Regions from separate parts of the Homo sapiens genome. Here region 2 is linked to region 1. Evidence: chromatin loops called from intact Hi-C (ENCODE). Cell type or tissue: psoas muscle. All regions are shown on one strand.

The links. Peaks named below come from ENCODE experiments on the same cell type or tissue, not always from the same donor. Only the 100,000 strongest peaks of a DNase experiment are listed, where the experiment ranks them.
Region 2: a loop joins it to region 1, with 2.6 times the contacts of the local background. A loop is called at or near these places in 2 of 110 quality-filtered maps.

What each region holds. Positions count from the first base shown.
Region 1 is chr5:146,471,977-146,479,976 of GRCh38, forward strand. It overlaps TCERG1 (transcription elongation regulator 1), which reads left to right. Exons shown (of 23, transcript NM_001382548.1): 10 at 6,517-6,677; 11 at 7,879-7,935. Among named protein-coding and RNA genes, the nearest start is that of TCERG1, 29 kb to the left of the region's middle. In psoas muscle, no CTCF peak of the experiment used is centred here; no DNase peak of the experiment used is centred here.
Region 2 is chr5:146,126,249-146,134,248 of GRCh38, forward strand. It overlaps LARS1 (leucyl-tRNA synthetase 1), which reads right to left. Exons shown (of 32, transcript NM_020117.11): 23 at 6,650-6,833; 24 at 4,771-4,861; 25 at 3,770-3,910; 26 at 2,730-2,870; 27 at 2,424-2,534; 28 at 187-297. Among named protein-coding and RNA genes, the nearest start is that of PLAC8L1, 25 kb to the left of the region's middle. RefSeq lists enhancers at 1-32, 6,911-7,080. In psoas muscle, a CTCF peak has its summit at 4,384 (motif pointing left); no DNase peak of the experiment used is centred here.

The DNA of each region.
Region 1 (8,000 bases):
TGTCAAATATGTTTTTATCTACTGAATATTTTGGCCTTTGTTGTATTTGAGTTATTCAAAACTGAAGTTCAATTACTACAAGTGTCTTCCTAGTACTACTCTCCATTAATGTGTATTCTTCATAATTATAGACATGACCACTGTGAGATCCTGAATCTACTTTTTGTTTAAAATATTTTAAATTTGTTTTTGCATGTTTACTCACTATGCGATTACATTTATAGAATTGTGTAAAATTATGTCTTTCAATCTAAGTATGGCATACCTCATTTTATAGTGCTCCACTATCTTGTGCTTCATAGATACTGTGTTTTTAAAAATTGAAAGTTTTGTGGCAACCCTGTATCTAACATGCCTCTTGGTTTCATTTTTTCAACAGCATGTGCTCATTTTGTGTTTCGGTGTTACATTTTGGTAATTCTTGGGATATTTCAAACTTTTTCATTATTTTTATATCTGTTACAGTGATCTGCGATCAGTGATCTTTTATGTTACTGTTGTAATTGTTTTGGGGTGCCACAAACCACACCCATGTAAGATGGTGAACCTAATTGATAAACGTGTGTGATCTAACTGTTCCACCGACCGGCTGTTCCCCATCTCTCTTCCTCTCCTCGGGTGTCCATTTTCCCTGAGACACAACAATATTGAAATTAGGCCAATTAGTAGCCCTATAATGCCCTCAAAGTGTTCAAGTGAAAGGAAGAGTCACATACCTCTCACTTTGTGTGTGTGTGTGTGTGTGTGTGTGTTTTGAGACGGAGTCTTGCTCTGTCGCCCAGGCTGGAGTGCAGTGGTGCGATCTTGGTTCACTGCAACTTCCGCCTCCTGGGTTCAAGCGATTCTTCTGTCTCAGCTTCCCAAATAGCTGGGATTATAGTTACACGCCACCACGCCTGGCTAATTTTTTGCATTTTTAGTAGAGATGGGGTTTCACCGTATTAGCCAGGATGGTCTCGATCTCCTGACCTCGTGATCCGCCCACCTTGGCCTCCCAAAGTGCTGGGATTACAGGCATGAGCCACCATGCCCAGCTACATACCTCTCACTTTAAGTCAAAAACTAAACATGATTAAGCTTAGTAAGGAAGGCATGTCAAAAGCCGAGATAGGCTGAAAGCTAGGCCTTTTGGGCTAAATAGCCAAGTTGTGAATGCAAAAGAAGGAAATGAAAAGTGCTATTCATGTGAACATAAGAATGATAAGAACCTTATTCCTGATAATGGAGAAAGTTTGAGTGGTCTGGATAGATGATCAAACCAGCTACAACATTTCATTAAGCCAAAACCTAATCCACAAGAGATGCCCTACCTGCCCTCAGTTCTGTGAAGGCTGAGAGTGGTGAGAAAGCTGCAGAAGAAGAGTTGGAAGCTAGTAGAGGTTGGTACATGAGATTTAAGTAAGAAGCCATCTCCATAACATAAGTGCAAGAGGAAGCAGCACGTGCTGATGTAGAAGCTGTAGCAAGTTATCCAGAAGATCAAGTTAAGGTTATCGATGAGGGCAATTACACTAAACAAGAGATTTTCAGTGTAGACGAAACAGCCTTCTATTGGGAGAACATGCCATCCCAGGACTTTGATAGCTAGAGAGAAGTCACCGCTTGGCTTCAAAGGATGGGCTGACTCTCACCATCTCTCTGGTGACTTTAAGTTGAAGCCACTGCTCATTTACCATTTTGAAAATCCTAGGGCCCTTGAGAATGACGTTAAATCTACTCTGCTTGTGCTTTATAAATGGAACAGCAGAGCCTGGATAACAGCATATCTGTTGATAGCATGGTTTACTGAGTTAAGCCCACTGTTGAGACTTACTGCTCAGAAAGAAGTTTGTTTTTTTCCTCAAAATATTGCTGTTCATTGACAAAGCACCTCTTCACCCAAGAGCTGTGATGGAAATGTACAAGGAGATGAATGGTGTTTTCATGCCGCTAACAACATCCAGTCTGCAGCCCATGGATCAAGGAGTCATTTTGACTTTCAAGTCTTATTACTGAAAGTAATAAGGCTATAGCTGCCATAGATTGTGATTCCTCTGGTGGATCTGGCTATAGCTGCCATAGATTGTGATTTCATCAGGCTATAGCTGCCGTAGATTGTGATTCCTCTGGTGGATCTGGGCAAAGTCAATAGAACACCTTCTGTAAACAATTCACCATTGTAGATGCCATTAAGAACACTGGTGATTCATGGGAGGAGGTCCAGATATTAACATTAACAGGAGTTTGGAGGAAGTTGATACCAACTCTCATGGATGATTTTGAGGAACTGAAGACTTCAGTGAAGGAAGTCACTGCAGATGTGATGGAAATAGCAAGAGAACTAGTATTAGAAATGAGCCTGAAGATGAGCCAGAATTGCTGCAATTTTATGAGAAAACTGTAATGGGTCAGGAGTTGCTTCTTATGTATGAGCAAAGAAAGTGAATTCTTCAGATAGAATCTACTGGTGAAGATGCCATGAACATTGTTGAAATAATAAGGGATTTAGAATATTACATAAACTTGGTGGATAAAGCAGCAGCAGGGCTTCCATTTTGATTGATGCCAAACTTTAAGGAAGCTGTACTGTAGGTAAAATGCTATCAAACAGCATTGCATGCTACAGAGAAATCTTTTGCGAAAGGGGGAGTCAATTGATATAGAAAACTTCATATTTGTCTTATTTTAAGAAATTGCCACAGCTACCCCAGTCATCAGCAACCACCAGCCTCATGAGTGTTCAGCCATCAAGAGATTGAGGCAAGACCCTCCACCAGCAAAAACATTATGATGCCCTGAAAGCTCAGATGATAGCATTTTTTTAGCAATAAAGTATTTTTAAATTATAGTATGTACATTGGTTCTTTTGGACATAATGTTGCACACTAAATAGACTACAGCATGATGTAAATATAACTTTTGTATATGGTGGGATACAAAAATTTTGAGATTTACTTTATTGCAATATTTGCTGTATTTTGTTGGTCTGGAGCTGAACCCACAATATCCGAGGTACGCCTGTCTACTTCTTTTTTTCTCTTATCTTGTTTTTCCCTTTTCTTCCTTTTGCCACATCTGTGCTTCATTTCCTGTTCCTGCTCCAACTTATTTAATCTATATACAATCCACACATTGCAATGATTTGGCTTGTTTCTGAAGTCTTGTAATCTATAGGTTCCCTTCTGACTTCTTTTCCTTGTTTTTGTTATTGAAGAAATAAATGTTTTTCCTATAGTGTTCCCAAGTCTGGATTTGTCCCCATGGTACTGTCTAATAGGATCCTCCATTCCTGAATTTCCTACAGACAGGCAAGCAGGTCTAGAAGTGTGATCAGATTCGGATTTAATCTTTTTGGCAAGCCTAGTTCATAAGTGATGATTATTATTGTGTAGATCAGATGTTTTCAACTAGGAGTAATTTTGCCCCTAGTGGACGTTTGGCAATGCCTGGAGACAATTTTTGGTTGTCAAAACTTGGAGGGTGTTAGTGGCATCTAGCAGATAGATGCTAGGGATGCTCTAAACATCCTATTATGCACTGGACTGCTCCCAACAAGAATTACTTACCTAGCCCAATATGTCAGCAGTGTAAGATTGAAAAACTCTGGCCAAGATTGATTAAATCATTAACCCGATTAAATCATTAACCCATTTATGCTGAAGGTTGCAAATTTTTTTTGTGAAAAATCAGACCTTGGCAATGACCTTGAGCAGTAGGATATAAATCCCACAAGCTTAGCGTTCCAATAATGGAACACTAGGCATAACTGTGTTAAGGGTTGAAAGTAGTGGTAATGTATTTCTTTTATTCCCTTTTCATTAACTGGGATGCTTATAGAGAGATACTTCCCCTTATCACCATTGGTCACTTAGAGGTACAAATTGTATAGGAAGGGAAGGGCTTAGCAGTTTTCAGAATAGTGAGTTGGTTTGAGTATTATTCATAGGTTTAAATATATTTTCTATGTTTTTAATCTATTGCAGTTTTTATCCTTATTGATGTTTAAAATTGTCTCATCTTTGGTCAGGAGAAGCCTCTTGCGCTAACTTTTTAGGTTTTTTTTTGTTAAAATCCTCTGTAGCTTCCCTGCTTTCTGCTGTGACAAGATGTTCTAGGCTTATCTTGTATATATTTCCTGTCTCAGACCTAGACTGAGCCATTTCTGCAGGGGGCTCTTGGCACTTTTGTGGGAAGTGGATAGTTTGCAACTGAATTAGTCATTATTTTTAGACTTCTTTGGCAGACCCAGCTGGAAGATATACACATTCAAAGATACAGCATGAGTTGATACCATTACTTGCCATTTAGATCTACCTGAAGATTTTTATTGAACCTCATCATCTATCTTCAGTATCTCATTTCTTGCTGAAAATACTGTTTCTCAATGATAGTGACCTAATTACTCATTTGCTTTTCTCAGACATGTCACTGAGTAACAATACCAAAACTATCACTAACAATATAATTACTGAAGATAGTTTTTGTTGTTGCTCTAGGAATGTATAATCAAATTACTGTGTTTTAAAGGCACTTGGAATAGTTGTTTTCTGTATAATTTCTATATAATTATTCCACTGACTGTTACACAGGCTCATTTAAAAAAAATAATTATGGAAAATATTTACTTGGTTTCAAAGTTATAAAAACAGTCTGTATTCCAAGAATATATTCCTGGGTTGTGGTTTCTCTGTTTGAGTATTGTACATGAAAAGCTAGTAACCAACTCCAAACCCCCTCAATTTGGAGCTTCGTGGTCCTCATTAATTTTCGGACTTGGGGGTCCGTCCCCACCTCCTCTGTTCTTCAGATGAGATAGTTAATTATTGATTTTTTATTTTATTTTTTTGTGACAGGGTCTTGCTCTGTCACCCAGGCTGGAGTACAGTGGCACGATCATAGCTCACTGCCCCAGCCTCCTGCCTCCTGGGTAGGTGGGACTACAGGTGCATGCCATCACGCCTGGATAATTTAAAATTTTTTATTTTTTGTAGAGATGGAGGGTCTCACTTTGTTTCCCAGGCAGGTTTCAAACTGCTGGCTTCGAGTGATCCTCGCACCTCAGCATCTCAAAGTGCAGGTGTGAGAAGTACGGGCGTGAGCCACCATGCCCAGCTGATCCATCTTCTAATTCACTGATTGTTTCCTGGCGTCTCCATTCTGTCTTGAGCCAATCCAGTGAAATTTAATTTCAGTTATTTTTAATTTCTAAATTTTCCTTTTGGTTTTTTTTTTGTAGTTTATATTTCATTACTGAACTCTTTTCATTTATTTTAAGTGTGTTTTTCTTTATCTCAGGGAGGTATAGTTATTGTTGCTTCAAAGTTTTTTACTATCTTAACATAGGAGGCTTAGTCTGATCATTTCAACTTGTAAGTTACCTTGGACTTGACAACTGTTGATTAATTTGATGATCAGGTCATATAGACTTAGTTTCTGTTGGGGTTTTAGCTGCCATGCTACTGCAACCATGCCACTCTGCAACCAGAGATCACCCTCAGGGCAGAGCTACGAGGTGGGTGAAATGGGAGATTTACTCCCTTGCAGTTGTTTCTCTAAATTTTGGCTGTCCTCCGTATTGCTTTCTGTTTATTCATTAAGACTATACTATACAGAGTCTGAATGTAGTTGTGGTTTTTTTTTTCCTTTGAGTTTTCTAACTGTAATTAACAGGACCAATGGCTTGTAGTGCTTGTAGTGGGCTGCAGTGTATGATGCCCTAGTGCAATTGGTACTTTACTTTTTTTTTTTTTTTTTTTTTTTGAGACTGGGTCTCACTTTATTGCTCAGGCTGGAGTGCAGTGGTGCGATCACAACTTACTGCAGCCTTGACCTCCCGGGCTCAGGTGATCCTCCCACCTCAGCCCTGAGTAGCTGGGTCTACAAGCTCGTGCAATCACATCCAGCTAATTTTTTTAATTAATATTTTTTGTAGAGATGGCCTTTCACCATGTTGCCCAGGCTGGTCTCAAACTCCTGAGCTCAAGTGATCCTCCTGCTTTGGCCTCCCAAAGTGTTAGAATTACAGGCCTGAGCCACCGTGCTGGGCCTTCCCTTTACTTTTTATTTTAGATATAATTAGATCTTAAAGTCTTCATAGAAGGTTGCATTTCAGTATGTAGTTTTGGTTTGTTAAGAAATATTAAGAACTATAGTAGCTAGGATGCTATGTCTGTTCTTTAGCTTTAGAACTGCTTAATAGCATTATTGTTGCCATTAAACTCATTCTTTCTGATAGTTTAAAATTTAGTACTCTCAAATTGAGTGTGCCAAACCAAATTCCTAAGCATTTTAATCTCTGATCACAAATTGCTTTGCATTTCTTGGTTTTCTCAGTTAATATGTTGATCTGTTATTTTTGCTTGAGTCATTCAGTTATCTTGTAAAAACCATGTTTGGTTCTCTGTAAATAACTATTGGTAATAAGAACATGTCGTTCTTCAGTACCCTCATCTCCCTACTTGTAACAGGCTGAAAGAAGTCCTAGCTGTAAAATATGTTCTGTAACATAAGAGAATGATATTTTGCATCAATTCTTAGGTGTGTCGTTTGGACTGGTGATGAGCGGGTCTTCTTTTATAATCCCACCACTCGTCTTTCTATGTGGGACCGACCTGATGATCTGATTGGCAGGGCAGATGTTGACAAAATTATTCAGGAGCCCCCTCATAAAAAAGGAATGGAGGAATTGAAGAAACTAAGTAAGTTTTAAATTAGGAATTTATCCACTGATTTTAACATTCTTTTCATATTTTGATAGAAAATGTGGAAGGCATTTAGAAACCCTTTATTTTTCAAAGAATATAAGAAGCATTCGAAAAAAATAGACTGCTATCCTAGTTTGAATGAAATAATAGAGATTAAAAATATGGAGAGAATTTGGATAAGATTGTGCTTTGTAAAATATGTGTGTCTTTAATTTATTGTCCTACTCAAGATTTTCAGTTAGTCCAAGATATGGTTGGTAGTGTTGCTGCTTGCTTAGTGCTTATCAATACTACTAAAATGCTCCTCGGTGGGCCTTTTAGCACCTTTTGTGACTAGTAATATATTTCTTGAAATAATACATTACAAATTTTTTAAAAATACAAAATCTCAATCTTTTGAATTAGATGGTAAGCTCCTTATATTCCTGAGACTAGACACCTAAACCTTACTAAGAGATTATCTTTTAATCTATCTCATATTCAGAGGGCATACTAATATATTGAGTACAGATATTTGTACGTAATTTTTGTTGTGTATTTCTTATTGGTAATTTGCCCTTGTGTTGATATGATTGTGTTTTTATAGAACTGTGGCCCGCAAGTGGTATAGAAGCAAGATAAATGAATTATTTAATGCTTCTAATGAAATAAATCCTAGTGTGTATCATTTATAGTCATTGAGACATTTTCATGCATTATATATATGCTGAATTATAAGTAATTTCTGAGTCAGTGCCGCTTTGCCTATCTAGTGCTGAAGGTACTAGGCTCACCTTCAGCAATACTTGTTTTATAGGTATGATAATAATACTTTATAACTATGGTATTGAATGATGTTGAAACAATATGTGATTTTCTTTTGTTTTTCGTGAATTTGTTTTTAAATATTTGATTCATTCATTTGATAAATACATTAACGTGCATTGTTAAAAGGTACTGTAAATCCTGAATCAAGAAAGCTTTATTTTATATATTTGTAAATTTAAGGTTTGGGCAAGAAACATTTCAAAATGAATTAAATTTAATGTAAAGGGAGGATAAATAGAGGAAGTGTAGAATTATGCTTTGTTTAATGTTTTATAAAGGGATGAATATTAAGAGGTGAATATATTATGTAAACAGTAATTTTTAAAAAGAAAAGTTTGTGAAATATATGCAAATGACTTTGTAACAATATTTGAAATGTTTTTGCCAGGGCACCCAACTCCGACAATGCTGTCGATCCAAAAGTGGCAATTCTCTATGAGTGCAAGTGAGTGAACTAACCATAAATTGCAGCTTCTTTTTAATACTATTAAAGCAAGTGTTCTGGTAGTG
Region 2 (8,000 bases), 350 kb before region 1:
CACATACTCAGCAATTCCACAAGTAAACCCAAAATCTGATAGATCATTTCTCTCAGTCATTGATTGAAAAGTGCTATTTTAGCAGATTTCTGGCAGGAGACTATGTCCAAGGCTTTTCCCCATCCTTCTATTGTCCCATCTAACCATTGCTCATGTGGTCACAGCTGCATAAGGTCCACAGCTTACCTTAATCATGGCAACAAATGGCATGACTTTCTTCATGTATTTCTTCAGTTCTGGCATACTGCCTAGTTCACTAGCAATGACTTTGTTGTCAGGCAGTTTTCCGTTATTGGCCTAAGAAAAGGAAGGAGGGAGAGTAATGTAGAAAAAAAAGTCTCAAGAATAAGGCAGAACAGTAGATGTGACCAGGCATAGAATGGTGGCCTCTATCAATCCTTAGAGAACAGCAGAAAAGTGTCCAGCCCTAGCATCACGGGGAAGTGAAAGCTCAATGAACAATGCAGAAGGAACTCTCCTATTCTCTATAAATTAACAACACATACTTTTTAGTTTAGAAGAGAAAAAGAAGTGATTTGTGTTGAATATTTCTCCTGTTCAGAAACTAAATGGTCTCATAAAAACTTGTTTTCAAATTTCTAAAAGCATTTTATTAGTCATATTAAAATAAAAAATTACACAACTATCATACAAGTTTATATAATGTCTGCTTTTGGACACTTGGAAGAAACTGTTACCACAATTGTGAAAAGAATCCCTAGCTACTGACCTGTTAAAAACAGAATCATTTCTATCTACTCAAAAATAAATGTCCATATCATATATCACTGATGAGTACAATCCAAGTGTGCTTTAAATGAATCTAAATTCATTTCTTTCTACAAATATTAACGGTCCCCTCAATAGAGTGAGAAATAAAGCAACTGGTCTTTTCAAAGTTTTGGGCAACTTGTTTTCTCTTTATTGTAAAAGAAGGGTTGGGAATGAATCTAAATGAAAAGGAACATATAATACAATTTCAAATAATCTATTTTCAATTCTAACTTTTACTAAAGTACATGGGAAAAAAATATTCTACTTGTTAATATATTCCTCTGAAACACACGAAAAAGAAAAAGGGTGGGAAACACTCCTTTGCCTTATGTCACCAAAATGGTGCCACATTCAACATAAGAACACTCTTCGTGATTATAAATGAACATTCTTTTCATTCCTGTGGATGAAAACATACAAAAATCTAAAAGACAGCTGCTAATGCCAAAAGATACCACTGTTTTCAATTATCTAGCAAATGAATAGTAAGTAAAAAAACAACTTCAAAAAGAACAGAGGTGATGCATTTTTTAATACCTAAGACATTACATATTATATTTGGGTTCTTCCACTGCTTCCTTGAAATTGCTGGTATGAATATATAATCCACTGAGGTAGTTTCACTTTTGTGCCAACCAAAGTAGCTTTTATCTTTTATTTACCTTAATTCAAAATCTGCAAGCAGATTCTAAAGGCCACCTTCTATTTCTATCATATATACTCAAAGGTGGAAATAGTTCTCCACAAAAATAGACTCACAAGAAATACAAAAACATTTGCTCTTCTCTATCAAATTTTACATATGTAAAAGCAGCTTTTCTTAGCATTTCTTAATTAACTATGAAAAGTGTTGAGGCAAAATTCCAATAATGGTCTAGAATATCAAAGCTAAGAATTTTTCCTTTACGTTTCTTCTTTACATTTTGACCACAATCCGTATTTTGTCTCTCTTTTTAAAGTGCACCTTAGTGGTCTGCATCTAGCAATAACTGTTTTAATAACCTAAGCAAAAAAGCCAAAGTTCATAAACATACTTTGTTTCTACATTTTGAATGCAGAGGAAAAATACATTTTTTTCTTTCAGGAAAACTTAGATCTAAGTTATTGAGTTCCCTTTAAGTGGATTTATCATTACCTGGCACAGCCAAAAATGTCTTCAAGCTCTACATTTCTATAGGTAATTATCAAACCAAACAACATTTAAAGTACTCAAGAACAAAGCTTCACTTTTTTCCAAACAATAAACAAGGTTACGATTTGAAATAATTTAATGAATGAATATAATGAATGAATAAATTTAATGAATGACTCCCACTGCTCAAGTTACAACAAATTCCAAAGGCAAACTCTGTCCTTTTATTTCATCATTTCAACTACACATATGAAAACCCCCAATTCTTTTGATTACATTCAACTAGATCCAATGTATTTTTGTATAAATTTTTCAGAAATGAGAGGAAAACAGCAGCTTTTCCCTCAGCATCCATTTAAGAGCCACCAAGAATAACAAAAGGATGCTGTCTGCCTAGAGGGAATGAAACAAAGCTGCCTATCTTTCTTCTCCCAGACATTGCCAACATCCTAAAAACAAAAACAACATAGGGAGCATACAACACCATCAGGGGGGAAAAGTCTACTGAGAGCATCACCTCAAAGTGTTTACGTAGAACAGACAGGGTGGTATGTTGCCAAGGTGGATAGTTCTTTGCCACATAGATGGTGCAATGTGAGGGCTTCTGCAGGGGTTGTTTGTCAGTCTTCTAGACGGTAAAAGAAAGGAAAAACATTCAATAGCTTTTATATAAACCAAAAATGAGAAGAACCCTCCCCCAACATACACCACCACGGTCTTCACCATTAATGAAAATCTTTTTAACTTTCATTATTGTTAAATGTTATCTGATCAATAACTTTTAAGGAATAATCCTTTAAAAAAAAAAACAAAAAAACTTTACCTTCCCTTTAGCTGGCATCATATAGTTCTTGAGTCGTAGTCTAAGGTCATGTGTTACTTCCATAAGATACTGTGAGGAGTGTATTAAAACTTCATTAACAGGACCTGCCACAGGCCATGAAGCATTCATAATTGAGTCAGGCTTTTAAAAAAAGAAAAACAAAAAAACCTTCAGTGAGATTAGACAATATAACTATTTTACGGTTCTTGATTATAGTTTCATACCAAGGATACCATCTGTAATTGTGTGCTCAGAGTTCAAACTTGACTACACATAACACACTTGCACAGCCCCTGATCTAATGTTCCCTAGAATTCAAGCTGTGAAGTCTGACTCTACATTCTTAATTAGCATCCATTTGTACAAGCATATTAATACCCACACACATATGCTCACTTTCAAAGAAAATTATGTAATGCTAATTTGCCTAAATTTAATCATTATTATATAAATTATGCATACACTCAGTTTTTATCCTGCTAATACATCCAGTATTCAAGTACGGTTATTTGGTATATAGATCATGAGCACATTTCTGTATTGTTCATGCATTTAAAAATACAAAAGAGCCTAGCTAATATGGCTGGAAAGGAGTTATTAAACCAGCCAATCTATTTATCTGTAAGCCTGGGAGAAATAACTGAATTTATATTCATAGTAAGAATGCTACTATCCCTGAATATTAAGTCCTATATATGCCAGAAGTTTTATATAAAACAAGAATACTTACACAAATATACACAAATATACACCTATATCTTTGTTTTTAAGCAGCTCATAACAATTGTTTATATCTTTCTCAATATTTTCACCTTTTAAAAATATGTATGCACTGTTGTGTATATAAATAAGGGCACATATATCCATCTGAATAGGAGATAGCTCTGGTTTAACCCGTCATAATTATGATGCTGAATCCAGCATTACTCTTGAATTACTCACTTTCAGACTTTCTCTCTTAAGTAACAATATTAGCACAACACTTATTTAATGAAGCCAAAATCAAAACCACTCGAAACATTTTAAATGCATGAAGGTACCTTTCCCAGGAGTGTCCAGATGTGCTCACACAAATGTGGACAGAATGGAGCGAGGAGAAGTGTCTGAACTTCAATAAACCGGAACACAAGTTCTCTGTGCATCCCTTCCACAGCCAATTCACGGTACTTATCTTTTGCGGCCTATAAAATTTGAAATTATTTACCATTTCCCTCACCTTCTTTAAAATAAAAATAAAGGGAAAAATTGCAGTATCTTGGTTTTAACACATTTTTAAGTTTCTAGTCTTTTAAAAATCCATAACAAATTACTGTAAAGGTTTTACTTTAAGAATCTGCAAGTATTTATCTTTGTCCAAAGTATATGGCAGTTTTATACTAATAATTCTCAAAAAAAGAATTTTTTTACAGACAGTTTGTAACTGAGACATAAAAGTTGAACAACTTTAACTGTATATTAAGGGTGACTGCTCTTAGCAGCATATAGGATATTAAATATAAAAAAAGACTATAAATACAACACATTGCTATGCCCAGCCATTTATCCTTATTTAACCACAACTCTGAAAACCAAGTTATATAAAACTCAATGTGATATTTTACACAGCTCATTGCGTAAAGCTACATTTTTACTTTAAGCACTTTAAATGCCAAACTTGAGGAAATACTGACACCTTGTGGAAAACCTCAGAAAACGCTTGCTCTCAAATTAATGGCAATTAATTACAATTTTGCCTTTGTTTTTATCAATTTTGAAATGTTTTCCTGGAAAGTATAGCTGAATTTTAGATTTAATCTCCTTTATATTAATGCTCATAGCTTAACTAGGAGCAGAATTATTAAATTAAATGGACACAATAGAAAAAATACCAAAGATAATAACTTAAAATCACAATTTATTGAAGAATTTAAAATTTTTCTGGCAGGATTTTCAGTCTACACTTTAGGCGAGTAATTGTGCTATAGCAGGAAGAAAAAAGGGGGAAAATACATAATGTTCACATTGACATGTTTTATAGCTACCAAAAGAATCAACAGCCTACCTGAAACTCAAAAAACCCTGTTTTCAAAGCTTCTTTAAACATCATCTTTTCATAGTTTTGATCTGTTTTTATAATTCCTGCATTCAATTCACTATTGAATACGGGGAAAAAAAGGTTATTGAGTTTAAAGGCACTTATACATAGCTATAAAAAACTGCTGCATACACAAATTTAAAATACTGCTTTTTAATATACAAATTTGAAATACTGCTCATTTAAGCAGTAAAATGAGAACAATGCCCAGAACATTTAAAACTGCTCAACACAACACCATCTTTGCGTTCCTTAAAACAAATTACTGCAATCTCTCTATTGTCTATCCATCCTTAAGTACTGTCATCTGACACTGCTTAGGGCTCCTGTTTATGACAATAAATGATGCTTCTTCAGAAATTTCCTGATGGACACTTTATTCTTATAAAGCCCAAAATGCAACATGAAAATAGCCTAACTAAGGTTGTAGCCAAGTTTTTTTTTTTTTTTTTTTTTTTTTTTGAGACAGGGTCTCTGTCACCTAGGCTAGAATGCAGTGGTATGATCACAACTCACTGCAGCCTCAAACTCCTAGGCTCAAAGAATCTTCTCACCTCAGCCTCCCAAGTACTAGGACTACAGGCGCAAGCCACCACACCCAGCTAATTTTTTTTTTTTTTGTAGAGACAGGATCTCACTTTGTTGCCCTGGCTGGTCTCAAACTCCTGGGCTCAAGCAATCCTCCCACCTCAGCCTTTCAAAGTGCCTGGTTTACAGGCGTGAGCCACAGTGCCTGGCCATAGCCAGGTTTTAATTATTGCATTTACAATAACTAATACTGGATATCAGAAAAAAATTTTCTCATACCAATCCAGGTTCTTCTTAATTTGGCCTAATCTGGCCCCAACCTGTTTCATTTCCTACCTCTGCCCACAAGATAATGTACTTCAAATAAATATCAGACCCTTTCCATGGCTTATCCACACTTTCTCCTCTCCCTGAAAACATTGTTTATTTTTCAAGAAACCCAGAATTTGGCCGGGCGTGGTGGCTCACGCCTGTAATCCCAGCACTTTGGGAGACTGAGGCAGGTGGATCACAAGGTCATGAGTTCGAGACCAGCCTGGCCAACACAGTGAAACCCCATCTCTACTAAAAATACAAAAAATTGGCCAGACGTGGTGGCAGGCACCTGTAATCCCAGCTAGTAGGGAGGCTGGGGCAGAAGAATAGCTTGAACCTGGCAGAGGCTGCAGTGAGCTGAGATTGTGCCATTGCACTCCAGCCTGAGTGACAGTGCGAGACTCTGTCTCAGGAAAAAAAAAAAAGAAACCCAGAAGTCACATGACATCTCTGAATTCTCCTTGTCTCTATTATTGTGCTTAGAAACTGGGTGTTTGTCTCTCTTGCTAGACAATAAGGATCAGGTCTCATTCATCTTTATAATACCAGTGCGTAGGATGACTCCAAAGATATTTATCCTTTTCTTTTAATCTACTTTTCCTTTAACCATTTTGCCCTACTCGAAAACAAGACAACATGGTAAAATGGTTATGAGAACAGACTTTCAAGACAGACAGAAGCAAGTTCATATCCCAAGTTTGCAACTACTAGCTTTAAGGCATTTAAGGAAATACTTAATTGTTCTAAGCTTCAGTTTCTTTATTTATAAAATAGAGCTAATAATATCTGTATTAAATAAGGTTGCTTTGAGGTTAAAGTCAGATAATGGACACAAAATACTTAGCATAGTACCCGGCACAAGTAAGCCTTCAATGAACACTAGCTATTATTATCATTAGTTTATTTTATTAAAAAAAAAAAAGAAAAGAAAAGAAAAAGAAAACAAAAATGCACCAGGACTAAGTAACTCTAAAACACAAAATGATTGGGATCTACAGATTACCTGGCAAAAACTCTATCATTGAAAGTGCTGGCAGGACCACTTCTTAGGCTGTCCCAGTTGGCAACCATTTCTTTCACCCACTCTACCCAGGTGTACAGACGGAGAATACCTGCATCTGCCATGGCTTCCACAAAGTTGGCATCTTCTACAGTGTCACCAGCATCAGCCAGAGCCAAACGCATTCCTGGAAGAAGAAAAAAAAATTCAATGCATTAAAAATATGGTTACTGAGTATCAACTGTGTCCTATGTGTCCAGTTGGATACCTTGCAAAGCCCATATATAAATTAACAAATGCTTTAAAGGACTGTCCTGGATCAACAACAAAAATTAAAATCACCAAAAAGTAGCATCCCTAACCGTGATGTTAAAATATTCGAACCATCCATATTGATTTGCATCCACTAAGCACCAATATGTGTTTCTTCTCAGGCATGTTGAGTTAATGAGATAAAGTGATCTTTAATGAGGCAGAGATAGAAAATGATAAAGTGGGGATAAAGACACACCTTTCATTGTGGTTTTCTTATCAACATTTCAGCCTCATTTAGAGGTAGCAAAATACATTTTAATACATGAGAATACACACTGGTGCCTTATGTGTACAAATGCATATGAATTTTTCTCAGTTTTGAAACTAGGTTCTTACAAGTTTATCACTAATAAAACTTTACTTTTTCAATTCTCATCTCTCAGTACTACCAAAATCTTCCATTCTAAAATATTGAAAAAAAGAACCTAAATGTCCATCAATTAAACTGTAGGATATCCCTACAATGGAACACTATAGGGTTGCAAAAAAAAAAAAAAAAAAAAGAGGGAACTCATTATGTAGTTATTTCCGTCTTTAGCTTTGGTGTCCAATCAAAGCATTCAGGTTCTGCACTTTGCCTTTTCCACTTAACAGTTCATATTTGTATACTAACCCATACATACACATATCTATGTTTTTTGTTTGTTTGTTTGAGATGGAGTTTCGCTCTTGTTGCCCAAGATAGAATGCAATGGCGCGATCTCGGCTCAGTGCAACCTCCGCCTCTTGGATTCAAGCAATTCTACTGCCTCAGCCTCCTGAGTAGCTGGGATTACAGGCATGCGCCACCACGCCCGGCTAATTTTGTACTTTTAATAGAGACAGGGTTTCTCCATGTTGGTCAGGCTGGTCTGAAACTCCCGATCTCAGGTAAACTGCCCACCTCAGCCTCCCAAAGTGCTGGGATTACAAGTGTGAGCCACCACACCCAGCTGTTTAGTTTTATATCTACATATCTATACACAAAATAAAAATCATGAGCTCATACTTTTATCACCAAATCCAATCTGACCCCATAGGGCTCATTCTAGCATTTTCT